Regions from separate parts of the Homo sapiens genome. Here region 2 is linked to region 1. A link is a contact called in ENCODE Hi-C or POLR2A ChIA-PET data. All regions are on one chromosome and are shown on one strand. Each heading gives the region's core, a stretch centred on a gene start or an enhancer-like site at or near the end of the contact. The rest is flanking DNA. Distances are from core to core; before and after follow the strand shown. Region 1 holds the start of PLEKHA6 (pleckstrin homology domain containing A6). Region 2 overlaps PIK3C2B (phosphatidylinositol-4-phosphate 3-kinase catalytic subunit type 2 beta).

Region 1 (6,912 bases), core at 4,349-6,848:
AAAAAAAGCAGGTGGGGACCCCCATTGTCTGCAGCCTGTGTGCAGCAGCCTGCCAGGATTAATTACACACCAGTGCTAACACATTTATCACCTCGCCGCTGATTGGAAAACCAATGACTTTTAATAATTCATATCTGTGGCTCGGCACTCTGTGCCCTTGTGCAAAGACACAGAAACTCGCTTGTTTCCATAAGGAAAGCCCAGTGGCAGTGCCAGGAGGGGTGCCTTCAGCCCCTCCTGCCACCCCAACCTGGAGACAGGCCAGAGCCTAGCCGCTCCCACCTCCCCTCCACCAGCAGGGTCTGCTCATGTCCTGCTGAAGCTAAAATGCAGCTGCTCGGGGGTGAAAGCTGGCGACTGAACCGTCCTAGCCACAGGAGCCCTCCTCAGTTTCATACTCTTCCAGGGTGGCCTGGAAAACAGGATTTGGGAGATTTGTAGGGCAAGTGCCCGCAGTGCCCCCGCACCTGCCCAGACAGTGGGCTCAGGCAGATACCTGCCAGCCAGGACCCTGCCCCACCATGCAGGAGACCCTCAGCAGAGTGCACCACTCAAGTGATCAGATTGAGGGTAAAGGGTCTACAGGGCTTTGGGAAGAGCCTCCAATCCCTGAAGGCTGCAACCTCCTCTGACACCAGCTCTGAGCTCCAGCCTCCTCCCCACCACCTTCCACCCTCCTGCAGCTCTCCCTCCCCACCCCTGTGCCCCGGGGATGGCTCTCCCTCTATCCCGGTTCTCCATCTCTGCTCTCCCAGGCTCCACAGCCCCCTTCCCTGCCCTGGCTGGCCTGTTGTCTCAAAGAGCATTTCCCAGGAGCCTCTTCTCCCTTCTTCTCCCTTCTCCCCCACCCCCGCCACTTTCCTGTCTCGCCCCGCTTCCCTCCCCTTCCACTGTAGCCCTCCTTACCCTTCTCTGGCCAGTCCCCCAACTGTCCTCCTTTCCTCAGACTCCTCACACAATACCTCGAGGCTCTTAGCTGGCTGCAGCCTGGTCCCATCATTATAAATGCCATCCCCTCATTCCCTGCCCTCCTCTACCACATACCAGGCTCCAGCTCCTTCAAGAGCTCCCCACTAAATCTGAGACCCCCAGAGCTCAGATGCGTCCTAGGAATTGGAATCCAAGAGCCTCTGTCACCCTTCGACCCAACCTCTGACTCATAAGAATGATACACACCCTGACCCCTCCCCACGCTGAGGAAGGTGAGTCCCTGGGGCTGACCTGAGCCTGACCCTGGACCCCCTCCCTCTCTCCTTCCTGCTGGCAAGATTAAAGGGAGGGTGGGCTGGCCTCTCTGTGCTAGCTTGCGTGGGGGACCCCTGCTGGACCCTAGGAAGCTGCCAGCCCCAACGCTGCCTTCATCCAGGAGATGCAATTCAAATGTAATCAATTTAAACAGCATCAGCCCTGACAGGGGACTCTGGAGGTGGGGGTGGGGGCACAGGGAGGGCTATAATTAGCATTCTCAGCATCCATGATCCCCAAGTAAGGCTGCCAAGGATGAGAGATGGGGAAGCCAGTGCTCCGCAGTGCAAGCAGCCCAGGCTCACGCGGCAGACAGGCAGCTGCCAGCCCTGACCAGAGCCCAGCCTTCCTCCTCCCACCTCATCTATGTGATGCATGAAAACAGACTCACCGGCTTCTGAGGTGTGATCCCCGCGCTGGAAAGCTCTAACTCTGCGAGCCCCAAGGCACCCCTCCCCCCAGCTCAGGCCAGCTGGGGTCCTCCTCCCCCGCCCCTGGGGCCCCCTTCTGCAGAGCGGGGCTCCGGATCTAATCTGATCTAATCAGTCATCTCTCCGGCTGGCAGGTCCCTGGCGCAGGGAGAGGATGCTGTTGTGGTTACTGCAGGATCCAGCATCTTTCCCAGGCAGAGGCAGCTGGGCATGCTCCATCGGCTCCCCCGGGGATTTCAGGGCCACGTGACTCTCCCTCCCCAAGCTGTCACTTAGGATCAGGAGTAAATAGTCCCCGAAAAGGTTTAACTCCATCCACACCAGCGACAAGCTGCTAACCATCCACGCAGCCTGCCTGCCCGGGAGAGGATGGGGTGGCTCAGCACAGCCTCCTGGGCCTTCCACCACCAGGAGAAGGCTGCCCCCCAAAGGGGAGCAGGGCCACCGTCTGGGTAAGCTGCATTTTTAGAGTCCCCCACAAGAGACTGCAGGGAGCCAGAAACTGCCCAGGGTCTTAGAATCATGTGTGGGGCCTCACCCAGCCAGCCTGGTGATCACCTTTCACCTCTGTGGCTGTCTACTCCAGAGAGGGGCACGTCTCTAGGTGTCAAGAGGGCTTGGCTGGGGCCCTGGGGCCTCCCCATCCCCCGCCCCCCCCCCAATATGGTGAATTTAGAGAAATAACATTTGGAGAGGGTTGGGGGCCACTATGAGATGCCAGGATGAGTGGGGTGTGAGTGGGTTGTGGAGCCACTGCCCCCACACCAACCAGCCAGGCTCCTCCCAGGCCCTGGGAGGGAAGTCTGTGCTCCTGTTCCTTCCGTTGCACATTCCTTTACAGATAAGGGCTTCAGTTGGTAAAAATGATATAGGTACTCAGATCACACTAAGACAGACCCACTTGTATTGGAGTCGAGAGGCTTAATTTTTTAATCAAGTTGTTCTAATAATAAACAAAAAATGCAATTATCAGGTGAGTGGGGCCTTGCAGAAACCCTTTCTCTAGCTCCTGCCCAAATCGGTCTTGATAACCCTGAGCAAGGATGCTAGCCAAGCTACGGGGTACCTGGGTTCTGTATTATTCAGGATCAGAGGCAGAAGGAAGGACTTCAGACAATAGGGTCGTAGCTCTGTTTCTGCTTAGACAAAGATTGCTTTCTGCCTCAGTTTCCCTTTATCCACATCTCTCTCAGTTTTCCTCTATCCACGGATTCTCTGTGACAATGGGCAAGTGTAATAAAAACACTGATTTCATAAACAGGATCAGAAAGATGGAAAAAACCAAAAGATTCCCACCTCAACCTCCAGGCAGGCTCGCTGGTCTCAGTCCCATCTGCCCCTTAAACCTGGAAACTGGGGACTGAACCAGATGAGCTTCTGGAGTCACTTCTGAATAGAGAAATATGTCAAGAAGCAGGAGCTAGAGAAAGGGTGTCTGCAAGGCCCCACTCACCTGGTGATTGCATTTTTTGTTTATTATTAGAACAACTTGATCAAAAAATTAAGCCTCTTGACTCCAATACAAGTGGGTCTCTCTTAGTGTGATCTGAGTACATATATCATTTTTACCAACTGAAGCCCTTATCTGTAAAGGAATGTGCAACGGAAGGAACAGGAGCACAGACTTCCCTCCCAGGGCCTGGGAGGAACCTGGCTGGTTGGTGTGAAGGCTGTGGCTCCACACCCCACTCACACACACCACAGCATTGGAGGAAGACAGGGACCTAGAGAGCTACTGAAGGGACTGTCTTTCCCACCCCAGGGCAGGCCAGGCTGGAGCCAGGAATCTGGGGTTAGGGCAGCAGGCGCAGCTCAGCAGCACTCTTGGGGAGGGGGACTCTTGGTCACCTCCCACTGTTCCCCTGCCCAGCTGAGATGTCAGGCCAGCCCTGCATTGGCTATAGGAAAGCTGCTCTGCTGAAGGGGCAGACAAGTTGTGGATGAGGGCCCAGTGCCAGGCAGGACCGATCAAGCCCAACTCACCTGCCCTGGCTCTCCAGGACTTGGCAAGGCTGCCAGGTGCAGGCAGGGGGAGAGTCTGCTTTCAGTCAGCCAAGATGAGGGGCTCTTGGGGGTCTCTGACCCTGCGGAGCCAGTGGAGGAAAGGAGTGGAGGCAAGAGATTACAGCATCCCAGAGGGAGGCCGGGGAGGGGGACAGAGACCCCAGCCCAAGCCCCCACAATCCTCAGGCAGCTGGAAAAGGCAGGCGACCAACAGATGGGCCTGCTGGGCGGGTTTCCTCTCTGGCAGGCAGAGGGCAAGGGCCGCAGACGAGTCCCACGGATCCTTCGAGAAGCCTGAGCCAGACATGTGAATGTTTCTGGGGGATCTGAGTAGCTTCAGGGGCATGAGAAGCCAAAGGGAGGGTCGGTGTGGGGTGCATGCCTTTAGCTGGGGGACCAAGGCGGAAGAGATGTGGTAGCATGAAGATCTTAGAGCTACAGCAAGGACAGGTGAGGCGGATGGACCAGAGATAATAAATTCCCTTTGCCAAATCTAAGTTCTTGCTCTGCGAGCCCAGAAGAGGAGAAGCAAGCCTCACCTAAACAACTCCAATGGGGAAGGCGTGAGGTGGCGTGAGGGAGGGAGGATTCCACAGAAAGCACCTCTGCGATCCCGTCTCTCCTCTGCTCTACAATCACTGGTCCCCATTGCTCAGAGGATCAAGTCCAAGCTTCCCAGGCACCTACTCATGGTCTCCAAACACACGGGTCCTCCCCACCTTTCTGGTGCCATCCCCACTCCCTACCATACAGTCTTGGTGGCCACTAACTTGACTGGCTCACTGCCCATTCAGTGGAACTGCATCCACATGGGTCTCTCTTCCTCGCAGAACATGCCAACTAGGGGCAGCAAAGGGAGCTCCGTGGGATGAACTAGCTCACTGCAGCCTCCACCTCTACCTGGGCTTTAGCAATCCTCCCTCCTCAGCCTCCCAAGTAGCTGGTACTGCAGGTACACACCACCACATGCAGCTAATTTTTTAGTTTGTTTTACAGACAGAGTCTTGCTATGTTGCCCAGATTGGTCTCCATCTCCCAGGCTCAAGCAATCCTCCTGCCTCAGCCTACTGAGTTGCTGGGACTTACAGGTGTGAGCCACCATGCCTGGCTAACGATAACCTGTGTGACTTGGAAGCCCAGCTCCATCCCTGAGTAACTCACTGACTGAACAAATTACTTGACTATCCAGCCTGTTTTCCTCACCTGCAAATGGGCTTCTTTGAAGCCCAGCACATTCACTACCTTTTCTCCTCGGCCGCCTCCTTCTTTACTGTTCTGGGGTGTTATCTGCCTTTCTAAGCCTAGAGCTAGTGGGGTCACTGTACCAGAACTGCTGCCCCAGCACTCCTGTGCTCTGTCCTGTCTGCCTTCTGGAGACAACAGAACTGCTTTTGGTGGCTCCCCCGCCCCTCCCAGGGCCCCTCCTCCGGGGTCTCGCAGTTCGGGTTGGGGTCTGTACTGATGAATCCCAGAGACCCAGCACAGCCTTGGAGGCTCACCGGGGTCTCACTGCCCAGCCTGGAAGCACGCGGGGCAGAGACCTGGGCTTCTGATCTCTGCCTCCCTGCAACCCCTCAAGAAGCGCTGAGCAGCCCGTAGGCGCGCCAGGGCCGTGGGTGGACTGCCTGCCTGCACATTCTCGCACCTTCCTGGAGGAAGCTTCCAGAACAGAACAAGGAAGACCAACGGCTGGGTGGGGTTCCCTCGGTGGAGGAGCCGCAGGGGCCCAGCTTGGGAACCGGGTTATCAGGGGTGTGGCTCTGCAGAAAGCGTCCTGCCACGTCTCCCTCCCTGTCAACCTTGGGGAAGGAGAGAGGCACCCTTGGGGACAGAACTGGCCAGTTTCACCGGCGGCGGCTTCCGCAGGAACGCGGAGGAGGGAGACAAGGGGGCGGGGGAACACTTCCTGTTGGGCAGGAATGGGTGTTACATAGCTAGATCTTTAAGCATCAGAAAGACAGCTACCAGACCCACTATGGCTGGGAGGTGGCAGGGGATGGGAAAGGTGGCCCTGTCACCTCCGAGAAGGCGCCTTCAGCCTGGGGAGACGCTGTGAGCAAACCCCCTGAAAGCCTTGTGGGGCCATCATGTGTGCTCTGGAGCCCTCTTGTGGATTCTTGCGGTAAGTGCATACAGGCTTGCAGTGCGTTTCTCCCACGTTTTAACCTTTCGCTTGTTCTCTCCTCCTCCCACCACTCTTCCCAGTAAATGACACCTTCAAAACCACACGCACACTCGAGCAAAACGTCTGTTGTGGATACCATGAGAGTCACTTCCTAAATACCCTGAAAGAAAGAGCTTTTTGACACACAATTAACACATTTGTCTGCTCCTGGGCAAATGTCAATATTTGCTCATTGAAATTTCCCTCCCTCATCCACACTAAAAGAAACAAAATAACTCCTCCGGTTGTCTGGCTCTTATTATTACTTGGAATCCATGTCTGAAGTCGTTTGAGTTTCTAACTCATCCACCAACCAAATGTCATAAACCTTTGTGGGAACTGTGAAAATAGGAACGAACGGTGAGCCAGTCGTTCATTCATTCACTCACTCATTCAGCAAGAACTTACTGAGCACTTCGTTTGTCCAAGCAAGGTGCCAAGGATGCTGGGAAGCAGCCGTGCCATCATGCTAAGAGCAAAGCCTGTGAAATCAGGCACACATGAGGCCGCCTTCCCGCTTGCTTTCTATTAATACAAGCTTTGTGACATTGAGTAATACATACGAAGAACCAGTTTTCCCATTATTTGCTAAAAGCGGGATGATAGAACCTCCTCATAAAGGTGCGGTGAGGAATAAATGAGATAATGTCATAAAGCACTTAGCTCCTAGAGTGGCGGCTGCTGCTATGATATACAGAATGACCACCAGGTCTGGAAATGTATGTGAACACAGAATTCATGGCTGGTTGATAATTAAACAATATTGCCTGTGTCTCCGGACTTTACGACCCCCCTGTGTTGCCCCTGCCCTTGATGAGTTTTCAGTCTAGGCTACTGGTTCTCGAAGTGTGGGCCCCAGAGCAGCCACAGCAGCATAACCTGAGAATGTGTTGGAAGTGCAAATTCTAGACCCTCTGAATCCGAAACTCTAGGGGTAGGGCCCAGCCATCTGTGCTCCAACAAACCCTCCAGTGATTGTGATACACGCTCCAGTTGGAGAGTTACTAATCTAGTGGAAAATGACACAAGTATAAGCAAATAACTACCATACACGGACACATCCCTGAA
Region 2 (7,548 bases), core at 3,988-6,487, 98 kb after region 1:
ACAAAGGAATCCCAGGGATATAGGTCAGTCTTAGGGCAAAGTTCAGCTTGAAGGGCACAACAGGGGAATCCTAGAAAAATCGTAGGGAAAATTCTTTCTCATCCTCTCCCAAGGCCCACTCTAAATCGGAAAGGTAGCAAGTGTGAGCTGTTGGGAGAATAATCACAATCTACCCAAGTGGGAGGCTTCCCATCTGGATCACAGGGCTAGTGCTGCCCCACCACCCCACTCCCACACTTCTACCCCCTCATCATCATCTCCCAGGGACACCAGGAGGAATGACTAGGAAAAATAATAAGAAAACACTTTGTGGAAAGAAATGTGCTCTCCAGCTGTATCCACACCTCATATAGGAACACACACACACACACACACACACACACACACACCCACACACACACACACACCAGCCGAACTCCGACACATAAATCAAGGGGCCCAGGCAGAAAAAGGAATCGGGGCAGAGACTGCAGTTTTCGGCAGCCCGACTGGATGAAGATGGAGAGCAGTTCCCTTACCTCGGTTTTCCCTCACAGCCAAGACACTGGGATCCTGTTGGGAAAAAGAAGAGGGAGGGGAGCTTCAGGGCCATAGCCTTTTTCGTCACAGCTGGAAGAAGGGCTTTTCACAGCTGCGCTCATCTGGACCAGAATGGGCTGAAATGTGAGTAGCTGAGAATCCCCAGAGAGGAGAGAGTAATGGTTTGTACCAGATCTGTATGATGGACAGAGTGAGCTGACGGAGGATAGCAATCATCGGGTCCACCCTTCTGAGATATCCCAACCCTCAGGCTACTCGGCTGCAGATCACAGTGCCTATGGTGCTGGCCCTGTCTGCAGAGCACACAGCCCCTGCTGGAGTCCTGGAGCCCCTGGCTCTAGAGAGATTTTCCTCCTGGTTTGTTTTTGCACCCTGATGGATATGCAGACTGTCAGGCAATGCCTTGGTGACTGTGAATAAAGCCTTTACTGGCCTGGGCTCTCAACAAGCAGTCCCAGGTAGCTCTCCCTCAACCTCAGGAAGAGGAGACACACTTGGCATCCATTTCTGAAGAGCTCTTGCGGTTGAATTCCTTAAACATAAAAGATGGAGGTGGAGAGAAGCCCCTTTTTAGTGAGTGAACACCTACACACTCTAGCAACAGGCAACTCAGTTACCTGACAGTATCCCTCTCTTCCTTTCCCCTGCTAGCACCCTGGGCCCCTTTACCTTCTGAATTTTAGGCTGCATGCGGGAGGGGCAGGGGGGCAGCTGGTTGAGAGCACTGGTGATCTCAGGGGTTTCCACGGCGGCCAGGGCGTTGCAGATGGCCTTGACGGACTGGACCACCCTGTCAGCCTTCAGTGGGAAGTCTCCCTGTGGGAGGTGGCACAGTGAGGCTGGCAGGCTCTGCTCTCATGCTCTTGGTCTCCAACCCCTCCCCACCCCAGTCTTTAAAGGAAAGGGTTGGGAAGAGTAGAGAGATTCATGATCCTCAGGGGTAAATGTGCAATACATTTTATTTTCAAATATTCATCATCAGCAAATAATCTCTCCCACTGAATTCAATGGGCCATGCCCACATGCCCCAATTCTTTCAGCCGTTCCCCTTGAAGCTCCTCCTATCTCTAGCCTCTCTCTATAGTTAGTCTACTTATACTATACACATATATACAGGGTCTCTCCCAGAGACCTGTAGAATTTCCAGACAGATCTCATCTCATTTCTACAGACATGCCACAGCCATAACCTCCCCTCTGGAATTATGCTCCTGGAATTCCCTCACCTGTCCAGCTCTGATTACCTATGTACATTTAAATCACAGAGCAGCTAAAATTCTACCTCCTGCATAAAGCCCTCCCTGGCCAATCCCCTTCCTCTAGCATCCTCCAGGAGCCCTTAATTAATTTATTACCATCCTGTTCTGTCTACTAATAGCTTTGTGTTACTATTCAATTTTTCTAACAAGAACACAAGCTCCCCAAAGGCTATGACAATTTTTTTTTTTTTTTTTGAGACGGAGTCTTGCTCTGTCACCCAGGCTAGAGTGCAATGGCGCGATCTCGGCTCACTGCAACCTCTGCCTCCCGGGTTCAAGCAATTCTCTTGCTTCAGCCTCCTGAATAGCTGGGATTACAGGCGCCTGCAACCACACCCAGTTAATTTTTGTATTTTTAGTAGAGATGGGGCTTCACCATGTTGGCCAGGCTGGTCTCGAACTCCTGACCTCAGGTGACCCGCCCACCTCAGCCTCCCAAAGTGCTGGGATTACAGGCGTGAGCCACCGCACCTGGCCAAGGCTATGACGATTCTTACACTTCTCTACCCATCGTAGCCACTAGCAAAGGGCCAGAACAGCACAGCACAGGTGTTCAGAGAGCTTCCCCCGCATCACTGGAAATGTTCAAGCACAGGCTGCTGGAGAAGGGATTCTGGCAGTGACTAGACATAATGCTGAACCCCTCAAAAAGGAAGCGTTTATGACTACTATTAACTGGATCAATGAGACAGGGATTGGTTTTTGTTTTGTTTTTTGAGATAGGGTCTCACTCTGTCACGCAGGCTGGAGTGCAATGGTGTGATCATAGCTCACTACACAGCCCCAAACTCCTGGGCTCAAGCGATCCTCCCACCTCAGCCTCCAGAGTAGCTGGGGCTACAGGTGTGTGCCACCATACCTGGCTAACTTTTGTATTTTTTGTAGAGATGGGGTCTTGCTGTGTTGCCCAGGCTGGCCTTGAACTTTGGGGTTCAAGCAATTCTCCCACCTCAGTTTCCCAAAGGGTTAGGATTACAGGCGTGGGCCATCACACTCAGCAAGGGATTATTTTTGAAGATCACTGTCAGATTTTCTTTGGCGTTGTGACATTTAAGACAAATGTTGACTCTCATGGTTTTGAGGCTTGAGACTCCGCATGAATCCAAGTGGGGAGGGCTCTGGCCCTCCCTACATGTGAAACCTTCTACCTCCTGATGGTTTCCTACCTGCGATAACAGCAAAACAGAACCTCTCAAACTGGAGGTTTCTGACATTGCTCATAGGATGCATGCTCCAGTGTACATCAAGTGCAGCAGCTGGGGGGTGACAGCTCTAGGTTCCTTAGCTCTGGAGACATCCTATTCCAGAGAATGGGACCAGCATGCAGTTTCCGACCTGCTTCTTCTATAGAGGAGCAGAATCCCTGACTACGCACTTGCCGTTGCCCAACATCTAGTAGTCTTAGTTTGCCCATGAGCGAGGGGTTAAAAAGAAGTGCTCTGCCAACAGATTTTCAGGCTCCACCCAGACCCCTCATAGTGCTGGGTGATCCCAGGAGGACTGAGGAAGGGGAGAGGAGGAGCTTTCGGGCAGCAGGGCCAGCCCCTGGATTCGTACTCACATCAGCCAGCAGGAAGGCATCCACCTCATTGTGGTAAGTGTCGAACAGAAGACTCAGGGCCTGCCTGGGAGTTGGGGGCAGGGAAAAACCACAGGAGAGGTCATGAAAGACCCAGTGCCCTGGGAAACCCATTTTCTCCCTCCCTCTCCTCAGCTCACACTCTGATTTAAAGGAGTTCCCACTCTTTCTATATGTCCTGTGAAGACATATAGAGGGAGAGTCTTTCTATTCTGCCACTTCTCGCCTGGAGAGAATGATGGCAAAGTTCCAGAGGGAAGAAATGAAACATGCCTGGAGTGGGGATCTTCTCTGATAAGATGTGTGGGCCCCAACCCCTGACACCTGCAAGAATCCCTTAGCCCTGACAGAAAGGCAAGCAGGCACATCTGATGGGATCCCTGCACAGTTCTTGTTTGGAGCACATCCAAGATGGTGCCCACACTCACCTGCTGATGGTCTGCTTGACAGGCCTCTCTTGGAGATGGACGAGGTAGTTCAAGGTGGAGGGGCTCTGGTCATCATTCACCTGTATAAGAAGTGACCTATTCAGAGAGGGGCGGTGCCCTTATCTCAGCTCAGCACTCCTACCCCCCTCCCACCTGATGTGTTCTATATTGTATTCCCATTCCACCTCCCCAGCCCTGGGCAACCCTCCACCACCCTCACACGAACCGTCCGGGCCAGGTCACTGCGCACAACCTTCTGCTCCATCAGCTGTAGCCGAATGTCAATGTCAAACTTGCGGCAGTATTGGATGTACTCATGACTGCCCAAGGCATGCTTGCTGGTAGGGTAGAGGGACAAGACCATTAGCATCCTGGGGACTCAGTGGCAAGGGAGATACATACCTTAGCCTTGGGGAGAGACATACAGAAAGAAGGTTTAGGTAAGGGGGTAGTACCCGTGTTGTACCCTACTTTGGCTCCTAGAAAATGACACGGTAGAGCTTAGGAGAAGGAACAGAGGTCTATCTAAACAAAAGCCACCTAATATACTTAATCCTTGGCCGGTATAAATATTGACTCTCTTAGATATTTATTACCCGTGTGGTAATCACTGGTTCACTCCAGGGCTGGGAACTGTTGGAGAGAGCGGGGAAACAGAGGCACATCACAGGGAGCAGTTGCTGAAGCCCTATCTTCTGGGCCTCTGTATAGGGGACAACCAGGAAGAGACATGTTGGAGTCCACCTGTGCTCAGGCTCCAGGGTGGGAGCTCAGCGAGAGACCCCTCTTCCAATGCTACCAACTAGGGTGCTGAGGCCAAAAAAACTTGGGGCAAGCCTACCAAGCCTCCAGATCAGTGTCCCCACCCAACTTCTTTTTCTGCCTTCCATCTGTTGGCCCTGCCTGCTTGTGAATAACCTTACAAATTTCTATGACTTCTTGAAAAGTCCCAAATGCATGCCAGTCCCACCTGCTCAAGCACCCATGTGTGAGACTCCCCCTTTCAGAGAGAAGGCCTAGGAGCCCTCGGCGATCCAACCTCTTCCTCTCTCCCAAATCACACCTTCAACAGCAAGGAAACCCAAGAGGAGGGGCAGAGGGAGAACTACCTCCAGGCCAGCACTGCAGGCCTGGGCCTGGCCTCAGCAGCTGGGTAACAGAAGCCGGAAAAGGACTTCCTTCCTCAGCAGAGCTGGGAATCTAGGCCAGAAATGGAGAGGAGAGGACAGGAGCATAAGGGGGGCAGTATATGTAAAAGCTGGCGGAGGTGCAGGGCCCAGGGTCGTCTAGGTCCCATGAGGGCTCGAGTGAGGGGTTCTCCACATCCTGAGAGGACCAAATCTCCGATCTAGACCCTCTCAGATCTAAGACTGAAGTGCAGCCAAAACCTGGAGGTGGTGAGGCTGGGCTGTGGGGCTGGGCCTGGTGGGAGAGCCTGGGAGGAAGGAAGAGTGTGGTGGGGCTGGGGGAGGTGGCAGGAAACCCAACCCTCCCACGGGACTGCCTCAAGGTTCTTATCTGAGAGCAGCCTGCATCCTGAACCCACTCACCCCCTCAGTATCAGCCCCTCCTGCCAGGCAGGGGTAGAAAATCTCAGGGCTTCCTTGGGAACTAGCAGATTTCTGGAACCCCCGGAGCGTCCTTTCCACCCCCATCCCAGGCAGTTGTCATGTGTTGGGGGTCTGGGGGCTGGGCCAGGAGACAGCATTGTGCTTTTCTGTTGGGTGGGAGTGGGGCTCCTAGGCCAGGAGTCATGCACACAGGTCCCCTGGGGACTTGCTTGATCTTCTCTGTGGAAGGCCTTCCTCTCTGTGCATTCAAGTGAGAGTATGAGGGGTGTGATCTGAGGACCGCTGACCCTGTCCCACCTCACTAAGAATATTTCACCTGAGTCTTAGCAGGAAGGTAGAACTTGACAGCTCCCACTACCTCCGGACCCAGGGGCTCCAGGATTTGGGGTGCTGCAAGGGAAATGGCAGTATCTGTGCAGCCCAGAGCCCTAGGACTTCTCTCCGTGGGCTGCTCCTTCCCTGCTGGTATTTACTGATTGCTCACAGGTCATTCTCACATTTCACCCTCACTGCAGCTTACAGAGGGCCCTGAGCATCAATCAGCCTTCACAACTAGTAAGTGGCAAGTCCGAATTCAAACCTGTGTAATGGCGTCAGCAGGAGCTCCAACTTATCCACTATGTCCCCTTTTTCCCTTCTAACAGTGGCAGGCCACCTGGCACTCTCTCTGCCAGGCAACCCTGAGTCTAGGACCCCTCCTGTTCCTCTAGGGGAAAAGTGTGTACATAAGTGAGTTTAAAGGTGGGGCACATTTGAAGGGTACCCTGGAGTTGTACCATACAGAACCCTGCCTCTTTCCTTTCCCTTAGCTTCGAGATGAGGAGGCAGAGGCCAGAAAGGACCCCACAATATCCTTAAATTTGAAATAAGCCCAGATAGCTGGGCACAGTGGCTCACACCTGTAATCCCAGCACTTTGGGAGGCCAAGGCGGGCAGATCACCCGAGGTCAGGAGTTCGAGACCAGCCTGGCCAACATGGTGAAACCCAGTCTCTATTAAAAAATACAAAAATTAGCCGGGCGTGGTGGTGCTTATGCCTGTAATCCCAGCTACTCAGGAGGCTGAGGCATGAGAATCGCTTGAGCCTGGGAGACGGAGGTTGCAGTGAGCTGAGTGAGATGGCGCCACAGCACTCCAGCCTGCACGACAGAGTGAGACTCTGTCTCAAAAAAAGAAAGAAGTCCAGAAATGAATCTTCCATCCTGACTGCCAAATCTTATGCTCTAGACATAGATCAACCATCCTTGCATCTAGACCTGAATGTAAGAGAGAGAAAAAGCAAGCAGTGGCACTTATAGGGCACTCCTAAGAAGTGAGACACAGGTCTCTCCTTTCTCTATTCCCAAAACGTGCTTCCTCCAAGTGGACAGAGACTGGGGGCAGGAGCGGCTCTGAAGCCTAAGAGAGGAAAGCAGATCTTATCTGTCTGCTGTCACACAGCTGTACCATCTGAGAAGTGATAACCTTGCCCCTGCCTCTCTTCCACTGCAGCCCTCCAGAGCCCAGGGTAGTGGAAAGGGGGTTGCCTCAGCTGGTCCACATCAGACTTTCCAGGGAGGCTGCTTTCCAGAGAGGGCACTGGATGGAGAGGAGCTGGAGGCACGCCTTTGGGAGGAGGATAACTAGCTGCACGGGCCAGCTGGGGAAAAGACTTGTTGGCAGGAGAATGGGGAGAGACAGTAATTGTAATTTCTCCCCTGGGCTCCACAAGGGAACTTCTGCCCAGTCCTCATTTTGCCCCAGCCATAAAAACACCACACATAATCTAGAGCAGGAGATACAGCACTACCCATATAGTCTCCCCAAGCCCACCCCTCCCCACAAATACACACATCTCTCCATAAGCAGAATCTGCAAGCAGATATGACCTAGTCTTTGCCTAATCCCAGCTCCAAGCTCTTTCCACAGCAGACTTGGCTCAGGACGTCAGCCAACCCTGCTGGAAGACAGAGCTCCTGGGGAAAGTGCTACGTGGCCGAGAGTGTGCCCAGAAAGCAGGAGTCTTGACTGTGGGATTGGGGCGGAGCTGCCAGGCCGGTCCCAGCACCAATCCCATGAAGCCCCCTCACAATCTTACTACCAGGAAGGCAGGGGCTACCTCCCACCCATTCACTCACTTCTGCAGGAACTCCTCCAGCCCGCAGGGCTTTAGCACAAAGTCACCCACGTCCA

What was found. A loop is a pair of places that touch in the nucleus more often than their neighbours do. ChIA-PET counts read pairs that join two places held with the same protein, here RNA polymerase II (POLR2A). Pooled maps may share reads with other maps.
Region 2: a loop to region 1 is called in a pooled map, with 2.0 times the contacts of the local background. The contact joins two enhancer-like sites. A Hi-C loop is called at or near these places in 1 of 50 pooled maps. POLR2A ChIA-PET finds 5 or more read pairs at or near these places in 4 of 52 experiments (CD8-positive, alpha-beta memory T cell, H1, PC-3 and 1 more).

The regions. Positions count from the first base shown.
Region 1 is chr1:204,358,058-204,364,969 of GRCh38, forward strand. PLEKHA6 (pleckstrin homology domain containing A6) reads right to left here and starts at 1,872. Exons shown (of 23, transcript NM_014935.5): 1 at 1,637-1,872. RefSeq lists enhancers at 1-82, 83-1,009, 1,125-1,760, 4,748-5,301. Within about 2 kb of position 5,599, at least 25 of the 41 ENCODE cell types and tissues checked have a DNase peak (open chromatin) inside an H3K27ac peak, as active enhancers do.
Region 2 is chr1:204,456,519-204,464,066 of GRCh38, forward strand. It overlaps PIK3C2B (phosphatidylinositol-4-phosphate 3-kinase catalytic subunit type 2 beta), which reads right to left. Exons shown (of 33, transcript NM_001377334.1): 5 at 7,494-7,548; 6 at 4,032-4,143; 7 at 3,806-3,885; 8 at 3,360-3,423; 9 at 1,210-1,356; 10 at 519-552. Among named protein-coding and RNA genes, the nearest start is that of PIK3C2B, 35 kb to the right of the region's middle. RefSeq lists silencers at 669-869, 5,683-5,977 and enhancers at 797-1,298, 1,299-1,798. Within about 2 kb of position 5,238, at least 15 of the 41 ENCODE cell types and tissues checked have a DNase peak (open chromatin) inside an H3K27ac peak, as active enhancers do.